Regions from separate parts of the Homo sapiens genome. Here region 2 is linked to region 1. The links are chromatin loops, found by intact Hi-C in ENCODE. Cell type or tissue: PC-3. All regions are shown on one strand. Links, peaks and the distances in the headings refer to the core of each region. The heading gives the core; the rest is flanking DNA.

Region 1 (6,418 bases), core at 755-5,754:
GAGTGAACTGGCTCAGGTCAGAAACGGAGCAGTTCAAAACTCCCATACTGATCAGTAGTGGGGTCGCGCCTGAGATTAGCTACTGCGTTCCAGCCTGGGCAACATACCAACACCCTGTGTCTAAAACTAAAACAAAAACACAAGACTAAACCAAGATATGCTTTCTCTTAGGTCTTCTGATGCTATCTATCTGCTGATTTCTAGAAAATTAAATTTGTGTGTCTGAATGTCTGTGTGTATATTCACTTGCCTCAATCTCTATCTTGGGCTTCAGTTCCCAACTAACTTTAGAATAGTCTTTACTTGCAAGACTCAAATAAAAACACTATGGTATCAAAGCGGGAATGTGGTGCAAAAAGGGCCTGCTAAATAGTAACAATCATGGCTGGGCACGGTGGCTCATGCCTGTAATCCCAGCACTTTGGGAGGTCAAGTAGATCACCTGAGGTCAGGAGTTCAAGACCAGCCTGGCCAACACATGGTGAAACCCTGTATCTACTAAAAATACAAAAAGTAGACAGGCGCGGTGGCAGGCACCTGTAATCCCAGTTACTTGGGAGACTGAGGCAGGAGAATCGCTTGAACTCAGGAGGCATAGGTTGCAGTGAGCTGAGATTGCACCATTGCACTCCAGCCGGGGTGACAAGAGTGAAACTCTGTCTCAAAAAAAAAAAAAAAAAAAAGTAACAATCACTACCACTACTATTATTGCTAATAACTGTAGCTATGTCTGGAGACAAAAGGGAAAAGAAAGAAAAAGCTGGTTCTTGAAGGAAGAGCAGGTAGAAAGACATCTGGAGACAGAAAAAAATAAAATGCTAAAAGGCACAGAAGTTAGATATGACACAAAAAGCATAATCCATAAAAGAAAAAAATTGATAAAGTAGACTTCATCAAAATAAAAAATTTCTGCTCTTTGAAAAACACTTAAGAAAATGAAGCTGATGTGGGAGGGTCACTTCAGGCCAGAAATATGAGACCAGCCTAGGCAACAAAGCAAGACCCGGCACCCTATTTCTGCAAAAAAAAAGAAAGTGAAAACAAGCCACAAACTGGGGGGAATATTTTCAAAACATTAATAAAGGATGTGTATCCAAAATATATAAAGAACTCTCAAAACACAATATAAGAAGACATACAGTATTTATATGATCCAGTAATCCTACTCCTTTTACCCAAGAAAAATGAAAACATGTTTATATAAAAACCCATGAACAAGAAATGAAAATGTACTGCATCTTGATTATAGTGCTAATTTTACCACTATATGCATATGTCAAACCTTACAGAACTGTACAATGAAAGGATGAATTTTACTCTATATAAATTATACTGTAATAAACCTTATTTCAAAAATATTTATCACATGCCTGAACCAGTAATTTAATTTCTAGAGAACTAGAGCTACAGACAGAAACTACATATAATGCTATTTGGTTTAGCTTCTTTTTTAAAAATAACAGCTTTATTGAGATATAATTCAAATGCCACATAACTCATCAATTTAAATTGCACAATTCAATTGTGCTTAGTATATTCAGAGCAGTACAATCATTACCACAATCAATTCTAGAATATTTTCATCCAGCCAGGCATGGTGGCTCATTCCTATAATCCCAACACACTTTGGAAGGCCAAGGCAGGAAGATTGTTTGAGGCCAGGAGTTCAAGACCAGCCTGGGCAACATAGCAAGACCCCAATCTCTACAAAAAATGAAAAATGAGCCAGGCATGGTGGCATGCACCTCTAGTCCTAGCTATTGGAGAGGCAGGAGGATCCCTTGAGCTCAGGAGTTCAAAGCTGCAGTGAGCTATGATTGCACCACTGCACCCCAGCCTGGGTGACAGAGCCGGATCCCGTCTCTAAAAAAATAAAAACTAAGTAAGTAAATAAGATCAGGAAACAGAACTGTACATGTGATGTTAACCATGTAAAAACACATACCTGCAAAGAAATATCCTAGAAAGAAATATGCTAAGCATAAGTACAATTAGTAGTTATGGCTGAATAAAATATGATTTTTAAAAAGACAAGAAAACTGGAAAGTCAGTCCAGGAGAGATGGCTCACGCCTGTAATCCCAGCATTTTGGGAGGCCAAGGCGGGTGGATCACTTGAGGTCAGGAGTTCAAGGCCAGCCTGGCCAACATGGAGAAACCCTGTCTCTACTAAAAATACAAAAATTAGCTGGGCGTGGTAGTGCGCATCTGTAATCTCAGCTACTTCAGAGGCTGAGGTGGGAGAATCACTTGAGCCCGGAAGCCAGGGGCTGCAGTGAGTTGAGATCGCACCACCGCACTCCAGCCTAGGTGACAGAGTGAGACTCCATCTGAAAGAAAAGAAAAGAAAAGAAAAAAAAGAAAAGAAAGAAAACTGGCAAGTCAATCACTATGATATATTGTCATAATTTATATAAGTGAATGGTATGAAAAGCAGCTATTATACATAGAATACAACAATCTAAAAAGGTCTTTAGGATATATGGTAAAAGTATCTGGACCAGTGGTATTCAACCAGGGGCAATTTTGTTCCCCAGAAGATACTGGTAATGTCTGGAGATATTTTTAGTTACCACAACTAGTGGGGCAGTGCTATTGACATCTTAGTTGATAGTGGGTTAAGTATGCAGCTGAATATCCCACAATGCACAAGACAATACCCCACAACAAAGAATTACCTGGTCCATAATGCCAACAGTGCCAACGTTGAGAACCCCTGATTCAGACTACACTGTAGGTGTTAAGTAATCACCAATTTTTAAATCAGTGGAGTGATCTAAAGTAAGGAAATAATAGCTTCCTCCTTCATCCCGACCACTGTGTATTCTTTCCCCAGTTTTCCTATCTCAATTAATGGTGCCACCAACTATCTAGCACTAACCCTGCTACCTAGGGGTTAGTGGTCTTCTTTATTTCACTACATTTATCAACAAGTCCTATTGACTGTACCTCCAAAATATATCCCAACCAATTCTCATCATCTACACTCTACTCCAATGATTACTTTCATACCTGAATTATACCAATAGCTTCCTAACTGACCCTCTGTTTCCCATCTTGCTCCCTGAAGTTCATCTCATATACAGGAGCCAAAAGAATCTTTTTAAGAGATCATACTCTTTAGATCATACACAAAAACCAACATGCTCAGAGAATTATCTATTCTTCCTACTGCAATCACTATCATATTATCTTATGCTGTCCTGTTTTCTTCACTACCTAAAATTATTTTCTCTATTTCTTTTTTATTTTCTATCTTACCCCCACCACTAGCACAAAGCTTAACTTCCTTATTATTCTTTGTCCAGCACTTGGAACCACATCTGACACATGTCCTAAATATTTGTTCAATGAATGAATCTCTTCTGTACTAATGGTCTATTTGTTCTACTGGAGACAGAGTAACAATAAATCTGAGCAGGAAGGAGACTGAATCTCCTAAAGTGAACTGATATTCCCAATGTTAGTCAGCCAGGACACAAATTATAGGTCATGAAATAAGGTCTTTGGAAGAAAGGAAAAAAATAAGTTAATTCCCCCAGATTTCAACCTGCTTCTGAGTTTCAAAGAAAAGATGCCCTCTGCTCACCATGAGACAACTGAAAGCTCAGCAAGTAGATGCTGCCTATTTCTCCTAGATCAGCCACACATAATACATATATAAATACATACATATTTGTTCTGCAATTCCCTATTATACTAAGTTTTTAATAAAGTCTGTTTTGAAATAATCACAGCCTGGTCTCAGCTGTGCTGGGTGGAATTAGGCAAAGATTCTGTCACCACAGAGGGTGGGGTCACGAGCAGGGCCTCTACCAAAGCTAGCGTGATAGTAGCAAAGACATTCAGAAAGAAACTCTCCCACAAAGAAAAAGTAAATTTCTGATAGGAGTCAGAGCTGTAAGGCAAGCTGCCTTTCGCCACAGGAAAAAACTCTGACCAATAACCACCTTAGAGAACTGGAATAATAAGGGAGCCAACTTGTTACCTCAAAGATAAACATGTTTTCATTTTAGAAGAAAAATCTGTCTCCAATGTGTAAAAATGAATGGGGTAGAGGAAACAGTAAAGAAGGGAGTGCGAAAAGAAGAGTTGTAAAAGCAAGGAAAGTCAAAAGACAAAACATGCAAAATGAGTACCAGAACTAAGGTGGTGGCAGTAGAACATCAAAAATGTTTTTAAAATCATACCTGATGTAGTATTAACAAGACTTAGCAATTAAAACTAAACAGTAAGGGAAAGGGAAGAAACAAAAGATGACTCACAGATTTCTAACTTGGGTGACTAGAAGCCAGTAACTAATAGAGATAATATGTGAAGAATAACAGACTGGGGCTGCAGAGGGCTATGATCTTGCCACTGCATTCCATCCAGGGCAACATAGCAAGACTGTCTCTAAAATAAAAATAAAAATAGGCCGGGAGTGGGGGCTCACGTCTGTAATCCTAGCATTTTGGGAGGCCAAGGCTGGTAGACCGCGAGGTCAGGAGTTCGAGACCAGCCTGACCAACATGGTGAAACCCCATCTCTACTAAAAATACAAAAATTAGCCAGGCATGGTGGCGCATGCCTGTAATCCCAGCTACATGGGAGGCTAAGGCAGGAGAATCGCTTGAACCCGGGAGATGGAGGTTGCAGTGAGCCGAGATTGCGTCACTGCATTCCAGCCTGGGTGACAGAGCAAGACTCCGTCCCCCAAAAAATAAAATAAAATAAAAATAAAAATAAAATAAATAGGAAAAATAACAAGTTGAGAAGGGGAGGGCACTAGGTGTGTGAGCAAGTAATTGGCAGGGAAGAAGGAAGTAGGAGTTCAGTTGTAGACATAGTGAATTTGCAGTATTTGTATGACAGCAAAAACACAAGATTTTTAGTTTTAAAGACAAAAACAGAAGCGAAGAAGTAAAATGGAAATCACATAATGTACTTAATGGGTAGATCCTAAAACTACTACTATAAGCCAGTGGCTGATGCCTGTAATCCCAGCACTTTGGGAGGCCAAGGAAGGAGGATCACTTGAGGCCAGGAGTTCAAGGCCAGCCTGGGTAATATAGCAAGACCCCATCTCTTAAAAAATACTAAGTAAAAAAAAAAAAAAAATTAAGTAAAACCACTATTGTAGAAGAGATTGCTCAAGAAAATACAAGCTGAGGGAATAACACTTATTGAGCACGCAAAAAGAGCAATTCAAGAGGAGAACCATGAGAATGCCATCTCATAAAACAAGGAAAAAGTCGAGGAAGGAAGGGCAACAGAAATAAGAAAGGTCAAATAAAGATCTAAGAAAAGTCAAATAAAATAATCTCTGAAAAGCATCCATTAGATTTGGTGATTATTAGATCATTTCAGTGTTCCTAAAGAGAAGAATTTCAGTGCCAAAACAGAAAGATAAGCTAGGGCCAGGCAGGGTGGTTCACACCTATAATCTTTGGGAGGCAGAGGTGGAGGACTGCTTGAGCCCAGGAGTTCAAGACCAGCCTGGACAACATATGGAGACCCTGTCTCTACAAAAAAAAAAAAAAAAAAAAAAAAAAAAAAAAAAAAAATTATTTAAATAGCCAGGCACAAGGGTATTGTCTGTGGTCCTAGCTGCTCAGGTGGGTGAGGTGGGAGGATTGCTTGAGCCCAGGAGGTCAAGCCTTCAGTGAGCCGTGATCATGCCACTGCATTCCAACCTGGGCAACAGAGTACGATCCTGTCTCTTAAAAAAAAAAAAAAAAAAAATAGGCAGACAGAGGCAGGCAGGCTCAGGAGTGAATGGGAAATAAGCAACTTACACCATCTCATAAAGATTCTAACTTCAAAAAGCTTGTCTGAGTTCAGGCTGTGGTCTCCAGATAACATCTTCCACTGAAAGGTACTGAGGCGTCTTGCAAAACAAGTTAATTCCAGGTCTGAAGTAGCGTATGTATAGATGAGCCTGGTTCTATTTTTTTGGCGGACGGGGAGGAATCTTTCAAGGACTATTGGAGTTAAGTCAAAGGGATACAGGTGTTTCAGTATTTTTTTTTTCTTCTTGACTCTAATGTAAATGAAATTGTTTTCTTAAAATTTCCTTTTGGGATTGTTCTAGTGTACATAAATACAACTGATTTTTGTGTGTTGATGCCATATCCTGCAACTTTGCTGAATTTCTTACTAACTTGCACAGTTTTGTTTTTGGCATAACTTTAAGGGTATTCTACGTATAAGATCATGTCACCTTTAAATAGAGATAGTTTTACTTCTTCCTGTCCAATTTGAATGCTTTTTATTTCCTTTTTCTTGCTTAACTTCTGGCTAGAACTTCTAATACTACACTGAATAGACATGGTGAAAGAAGGCATCCTCATCTTGTTCCTCATCTGAGGATAAAATCTCTCAGTCTTTCACCACTGAATATGATGTAAGCAATGATTTTTCATGGGTAGCCTTTATCA
Region 2 (6,418 bases), core at 883-5,882, 390 kb after region 1:
CCTAAGGGATCTCTCTTTGGGGGTTCTGAGGAATAGGACTTACTCAGGGGCCCCAGTGCTATTATCTCCCCTCCCCCACCTCCTAGCAGTCCACTGTTCTGACTCCGGAATTTTGCCCTTTTCCAGCTGCTGTGTCCCACCCCGGATCCACCCCCGGAGCTCCATCCCTGGCTACAGCCGTTCCCTCACCACTGGACAGGTAGGGAGAGGCCCAGTATGCCTGGAGGAAAGAGTGAAAAAGGGATTCAGTCCCATGCTCAGCTTAGGACTTAAAATCAGAGGGTCTGCCTGTGGAGAGAGCTCAGGCCTGGCTCTGGGGAAACTGGGAAACCTGCCTTAGGACTCCTGGAGCTGACTCAGGCTGGGAGTCTCAGAGAATCACAGCCTTAAAACCCACCAAGTGTCCTCAAAGTGATGAGCTTGTAAGGGCAACGCCAGTGCCCTGGGGCTCTTCACAGGCCTGATTGCTCCCTCCTTGCCCCCATGTAAAAGGTAGGATTGGCCGGGTGCAGTGGCTCTCGCCTGTGATCCCAGCACTTTGGGAGGCCGAGGTGGTCGGATCACGAGGTCAGGAGACCAAGACCAGCCTGGCTAACACGGTGAAACCCCGTCTCTACTAAAAATATAAAAAATTAGCCAGGCATGGTGGCGGGTGCCTGTAGTCCCAGCTACTCGGGAGGCTGAGGCAGGAGAATGGCGAGAATGAGCCGAGATGGTGCCACTGCATTCCAGCCTGGGCGACACAGTGAGGCTCTGTCTTAAAAAAAAAAAAAAAAAAAAGTAGAATTGATTTGTACAGACAGGGCGCAGGCCAAGCTGCAGCCTCAGACATGATCTGGGCCTGAATTCTGCCACCTTACCCCTCTGTCCTGAGGAACCACCAGCAAGAGACCTTACTTTTCAACACCTCCATTTCTCATCTTTAAAATGGCAATGGTTAGGGACAGTTATTTTGCAGGGGTTTTTGAGAGTTCAGTGAGAAAATGTATGCAAACACAAGGTACTTGGCCCAAAAATGGCATTTTATAAATGTGAGTTCCATATCTAAGTGTAGACTTTCCCCTTAATTAGACGGAAGCAGCAGCATTTAGTGATTAAACACATGAGATGGGGTTGAATTCCAGCTTGGCTACTTACCAGCTGACTGACCTGGGGCAAGTTACTTGACTTTTTTTGAGCCCCACTTTCCCTTTTTAAAAATAGGCATCATAATAGTGTTCTTGGCACATAGCCAGCACTCAATAAAGGTTAGCTATTTTTACTGTATGCTGGGGAAAAAATGCAATGCAAAAGACTGTCCACGTTGGCTCTCATTGTTCACTGCTGCAGTCTCTCAGTATTCCTTTGTTCCATTGCCTGAACCAGGAAATCTGATTGGCACAGCTCTCTTTTTACATCAGACCAGCCTATGTTGTTAAACCCACGAGTTAATGCTTAGCCCTCATTTTACCTCACCCATCAGCCACATGTAACACAGTTGAAGACTCCTTCCTTCCTGAAAGACTTTACTTGGTTGGCTTGGAGGACACCACACCCTCTACATTCTCCTAGATTCCCTCCCTGGCTGCTTATCCTCAGTCTGTGTCTTGGGTGCCTCTATAACTCCCCAGGATCTAAACACTGGAGTTTTCTAGGGCTCAGTCCCTGGACTTCTCTCTATACCTACTCCTTAGGTGATCTTGTCTGGGCTCATGGCTGAGAGCCTGATGACTACCAAATGTATATCTCCAGCCCAAACTCTCTTGTAAATGCCAGGCATATATGTCTAACTGTGTATTGAAATCTCATTCGGATGTTTAGTAGACATCTCAAACTTAAGATGTCCAAAACTAAACTGCTGATACACACACCCTCCACAATCCCCTCCCGCCCCTGGCTGCCGCAGTTGCTGCTCTATCCTCTGAATTCTCCATTTCAGATAATGGCAACTTTATCCTTCTAGAAGCTCTGGTTTAAAAGCCTGAAGTCAGTCTTGACCACTTTCTCTCTCTCACAACTCACCTCCAATCCTTCAGCTGATCCTGCTGGTCCCACCTTTAAAATATATCCAGGATCCAACCACTCCTCACCATCTCCACTGCCACCGGTTCTTCCAGGCACCATGTCCTTTTGTCTGGACGATGGCACTGCCTTGTAGTTGGTCTCCTGTATTTGCTCTTGCTCCACTTCATCCTCTCTCATTACAGCCCACATGATCTTTAAAAACTATAATCACACTCGCTCTTCTGTTCAAAACCCTCACGTTGCTCAGAGTAAACATCAAGAACCTAACCATGGCTTTCGAGGCCTGCATGACCTGGTGACCTCGCTGGAGTGGAGCTGCCTCTGAGTTCCTCTCCTAAGGCTGTTCCCCTCCCTCCCACTCCAGCCACACTAGACTCCCTAGGGCCCTTGCATTTGCCACTACCTTTGCCTGGATGTCCCCTTCCCAGCCACTCCCATGGATCACTTCCTAACTTCTTTCAGGTCTTTTCCCAAATGCCCTAAAATTTTAATTTAACTCTCCCTTTCCAACATTTCCTATTCCCCTTCCCTGTACTGTCATTGTTGAGGTCTTCTCTGTCTTCTTCCTCCTGCTCTTTCTCCTTCTTCTTAGCACTTTGCATTATCTAACATCACATATACTTGACATATTTAGCCTGGAGGTATGGCTTCTTATTCTTGCTTTATAGAAGATGAAATAAGTTTAAAGCACTAGAGATGTCACCCTATTATGTCTCATAATACTTTTTTCCTCTTCAGTCTATTTTTTTTTCGTTTAGTATTTGCCTAAAACACCTTTTTCCATCTTTTACTTTAAAGCTTTTTGTCTATGTCTCAGGTATATTTTTTGAAAATAGTTATAGCTACATTTTACCTATATCCATTCTGATAATTGCTTGAGAGTTTAGTACATTTATATTTATTGTGATTACAGATTATCTGTGATTACCCCTTGGCCTAAACCTAGGGTAGTGTGATGACCCTAGCCCTAACCCTTGGGTTTATTTCTGTCATCTTATTTTGTGCCTTCTATTTATCTTGCCTTTGGACTGGTGCTTTCCTGCTCCTTTGCTGCCTCCTTTTGGTTTGAGTTTTCTTTATTCTTCTCCCCACCAAATCCCACACTGGTTTAATAGTTATATATTGTATTTTATTCTTTGTGGTTACCCTTATAATTTTCATATGCATATTTGACTTAACGTCTGAAGCTGACAGTTTTTTCTGTGCTCCTCCTAAACAATACAGAGACCATAGGACAGTTTGATTTTGTGTGTGTGTGTGTGTGTGTGTGTGTGTGTGATGGAGTCTGGCTCTGTTGCCCAGGCCAGAGTGCAGTGGCTAGATCTCTGCTCACTGCAACCTCCATCTCCCGGGTTCAAGCGATTCTCCTGCCTCAGCCTCCCGAATAACTGGGATTACACGTGTGCGCCACCACACCTGGCTAACTGTTTTGTATTTGTAGTAGAGACGGGGTTTCACTATGTTGGCCAGGCTGGTTCCCAACTCCTGATATCAGGTGATCCACTCACCTTGGCCTCCCAAAGTGCTGGGTTTACAGACATGAGCCACCACACCTGGCCGACATTCTGATTTTGATGACCTCTTCCCTTCTTGTTCTTCTTTTTTTTGGCAACAAAAATTTATTTTCTCACAATTCTGGAGGCTAGAAATCTGACCAAGGTGTCAGCTGGAGTGGTTTCCACTATTCAGTAATTTGTATTTTTATATTTTTTATGTTGTTGTTTGGAGAACAAAACATTTTAAACTTGATGATGCATAATTCATCAATTTTTCTCTTCTTGATTGTGCTTTGGTGTAAAATTTAAGAAATCTTTGTCTAATGCAAGATCACAAAAATTTACTCTAATATTTCTCCTAAGAATTTTGTAGTTTAACATTTATATTTAGATGTATGACCCACTTTGAGTAGTGTGTGTGTGTGTGTGTGTGTGTGTGTGTGTGTGTGTATGTGTGATTCAAGTTAGGGGTCCAGCTTTATGTTTTTGAATGCGGATATCCAATTTTCCCAGCATCATTTGTTGAAAAGGCTTTTATGTCCTCATTGAAATTTCTTGGCCCCTTTTTCAAAACCAATTTACCATAAATGCATGTGTTTATTAATGAACCTTAAAATTTATTCCATTGGTCTGCTTGAACCTATCTTTATGCTATTACCACATGCTTTGATTGCTGTAACTGTGTGGTAAGGATTGATTTTGGTAAGCTGAAATTATACAATTTTGTTACTCCTTTTAAAGACTGCTTTGTGTTTTGTGTTTCCTTTGCATATACACATGGATTTTGGGTAGGCTTGTTGATTTCTATAAAAAATATAGTTGGGAATTTGAAGGGATTGCTCTGAATGTGTAGATTAATTTATGGAGTATTGTATTCTTAACAATATTAAGTATTATTATCCTTGAATATTGGATGTATTTCCATTTATTCAGTTCTTCTTTGATTTCTTTCAGCATTTATTTTACTTATTATTATTATTATTTTAATTTTTTTTTTTTTTTGAGACAGTCTCGCTCTGTCGCCCAGGTAGGAGTGCAGTGGCATGATCTCGGCTCACTGCAAGCTCCGCTTCCTGGGTTCACGCCATTCTTCTGCCTCAGTCTCCGGAGTAGCTGAGACTACAGGCGCCCGCCACCACGCCTGGCTAATTTTTTTGTATTTTTAGTACAGACGGGGTTTCACCGTGTTAGCCAGGATCGTCTCGATCTCCTGACCTCGTCATCCGCCTGCCTTGGCCTCCCAAAGTTCTGGGATTACAGGCATGAGCCAATGCTCCTGGCCTATTTTACTTTTAATTTTTATTATAAATTGACAAATTGTGGGTGTATATATTTATGGGGTATAAAGTAATGTTATGACTTATGAATACAATATGGAATAATGAAATCAAGTGAATTGACATACCCATCACCTCAAATACTTAAGTGATCTTAGGACACTTTAATTTCCTTGACTTCTTCCCTTCTTATGTGGACTTATTGCCCAGTATTTTAGTTCTACCTTTTAACCTGTCAAATTAGTCTCTATTATTATTGTTACTTTTTATATTATTAGCTCTTGATTGTATGTACTCACATCTCTACCTTTTTTACTCCTCACTTTACCTCCTTACATCTCATTGTTTCCTCCTAAAGTATATTCTTTAGTAATTTTTTCAGTGAATATCTGTTAGTAGCAAACTTGGACTTTAACAAAAAATATATTTTACCCATACTGTTTGATACAGTTTAGCTTATTGTGGGAATTCTAGCTTAACATTTATTTTCTCTAAGTGTTTTGAAGATATTCTTTTGTCATCTGTCTGTTGTTGCCGTTAAGGAGTCTGCTATCATCCTGATTGTCTTTGTAGGTAGTTTTAATTTCTCTCAGGTTGCTGTTGAGATCTTGCTTTGATTTTATTGTTCTGCAGTTTTGCTATGATATATTCATGTGTGTGCTCCATAGGTCTGTGGATTCATGTTTTTCATCAATTCTGGAAAATTCTCTCATGGTATAGTTTGCATAGTATATCTTTTCCCCATTCTTTTACTTTCAACTGTTTGTGTTTCAGATTTAAGGTATGTCTCCTGTAGACAGCATCTAATGGTTTTTTTTTTTTTTTTGCTTTATCTTATCACTATGCCTTTTGAATGAGTGTTTTTGTCCATTCATGTTTTATTTTATTTATTTAATTTGTTTTTGAGGAAGGGTCTTGCTCTGTCATTAAGCTACAAGGTAGTGGTGTGAACATGGCTCACTGCAGCCTTGACCTCCCAGGCTCAATCAATCCTCCCACCTCAGTTCCCCAAGTAGCTGGAACTAGAGACACATACCACCATGCCTGGCTAATTTTTGTATTTCTTGTAGAGATGGGGCTTCACTATGTTGCCCAGGCTGGTCTCAAAACTTCTGAGCTCAAGTGATCCACCCACCTTGGCCTCCCAAAGTTCTGGGATTACAGGCATGAGCCACCATGCCAGACCTTCACATCTTAATGTGGTTATTGATGTGGTTGGACTGTCATATTATTTTTTGATCCTCTGTTCCTTCTTTACTGTCTTCTTTTGTATTAAATCAATAAATATTTTAGTGTACCATTTATATTTATTTGTTAATTTTTTACTATACAATTTGAGTTACTTTCTTAGTGATTGCACTAGGAATTACAATGTATATCTTAGCTTATCAAAATATAATTATGGTAAAATATAGGAGCATTGCTCTAATATAACTCATTTTCCCCCTTTTTGCTATTACTGTCATATATTACCTATATATGTTTTAAACCTAACACTTGTTATAAACCAACATTGGTATTATAATAAGTGCTTTGTGTAATCTTACATCTTTTAAAGAAGTTAAGAGAGGAAGTGAGGAAAATATATTTATAGAGGCTCTTGTATTTACTCACATATTTACCATTTCTGGTGCTCTTTAT

Evidence for each region. A loop is a pair of places that touch in the nucleus more often than their neighbours do. Peaks named below come from ENCODE experiments on the same cell type or tissue, not always from the same donor. Only the 100,000 strongest peaks of a DNase experiment are listed, where the experiment ranks them.
Region 2: a loop joins it to region 1, with 2.6 times the contacts of the local background. A loop is called at or near these places in 1 of 110 quality-filtered maps.

The regions. Positions count from the first base shown.
Region 1 is chr1:35,285,900-35,292,317 of GRCh38, reverse strand. The region is part of intron 1 of ZMYM4 (zinc finger MYM-type containing 4); the gene reads right to left. It also overlaps the pseudogene RN7SL503P. Among named protein-coding and RNA genes, the nearest start is that of ZMYM4, 20 kb to the right of the region's middle. In PC-3, for the core only: no CTCF peak of the experiment used is centred there; a DNase peak (open chromatin) is centred at 3,367; H3K27ac peaks cover 800 bases.
Region 2 is chr1:34,893,450-34,899,867 of GRCh38, reverse strand. It overlaps DLGAP3 (DLG associated protein 3), which reads left to right. Exons shown (of 12, transcript NM_001080418.3): 5 at 127-199. Among named protein-coding and RNA genes, the nearest start is that of DLGAP3, 33 kb to the left of the region's middle. In PC-3, for the core only: a CTCF peak has its summit at 3,046; no DNase peak of the experiment used is centred there.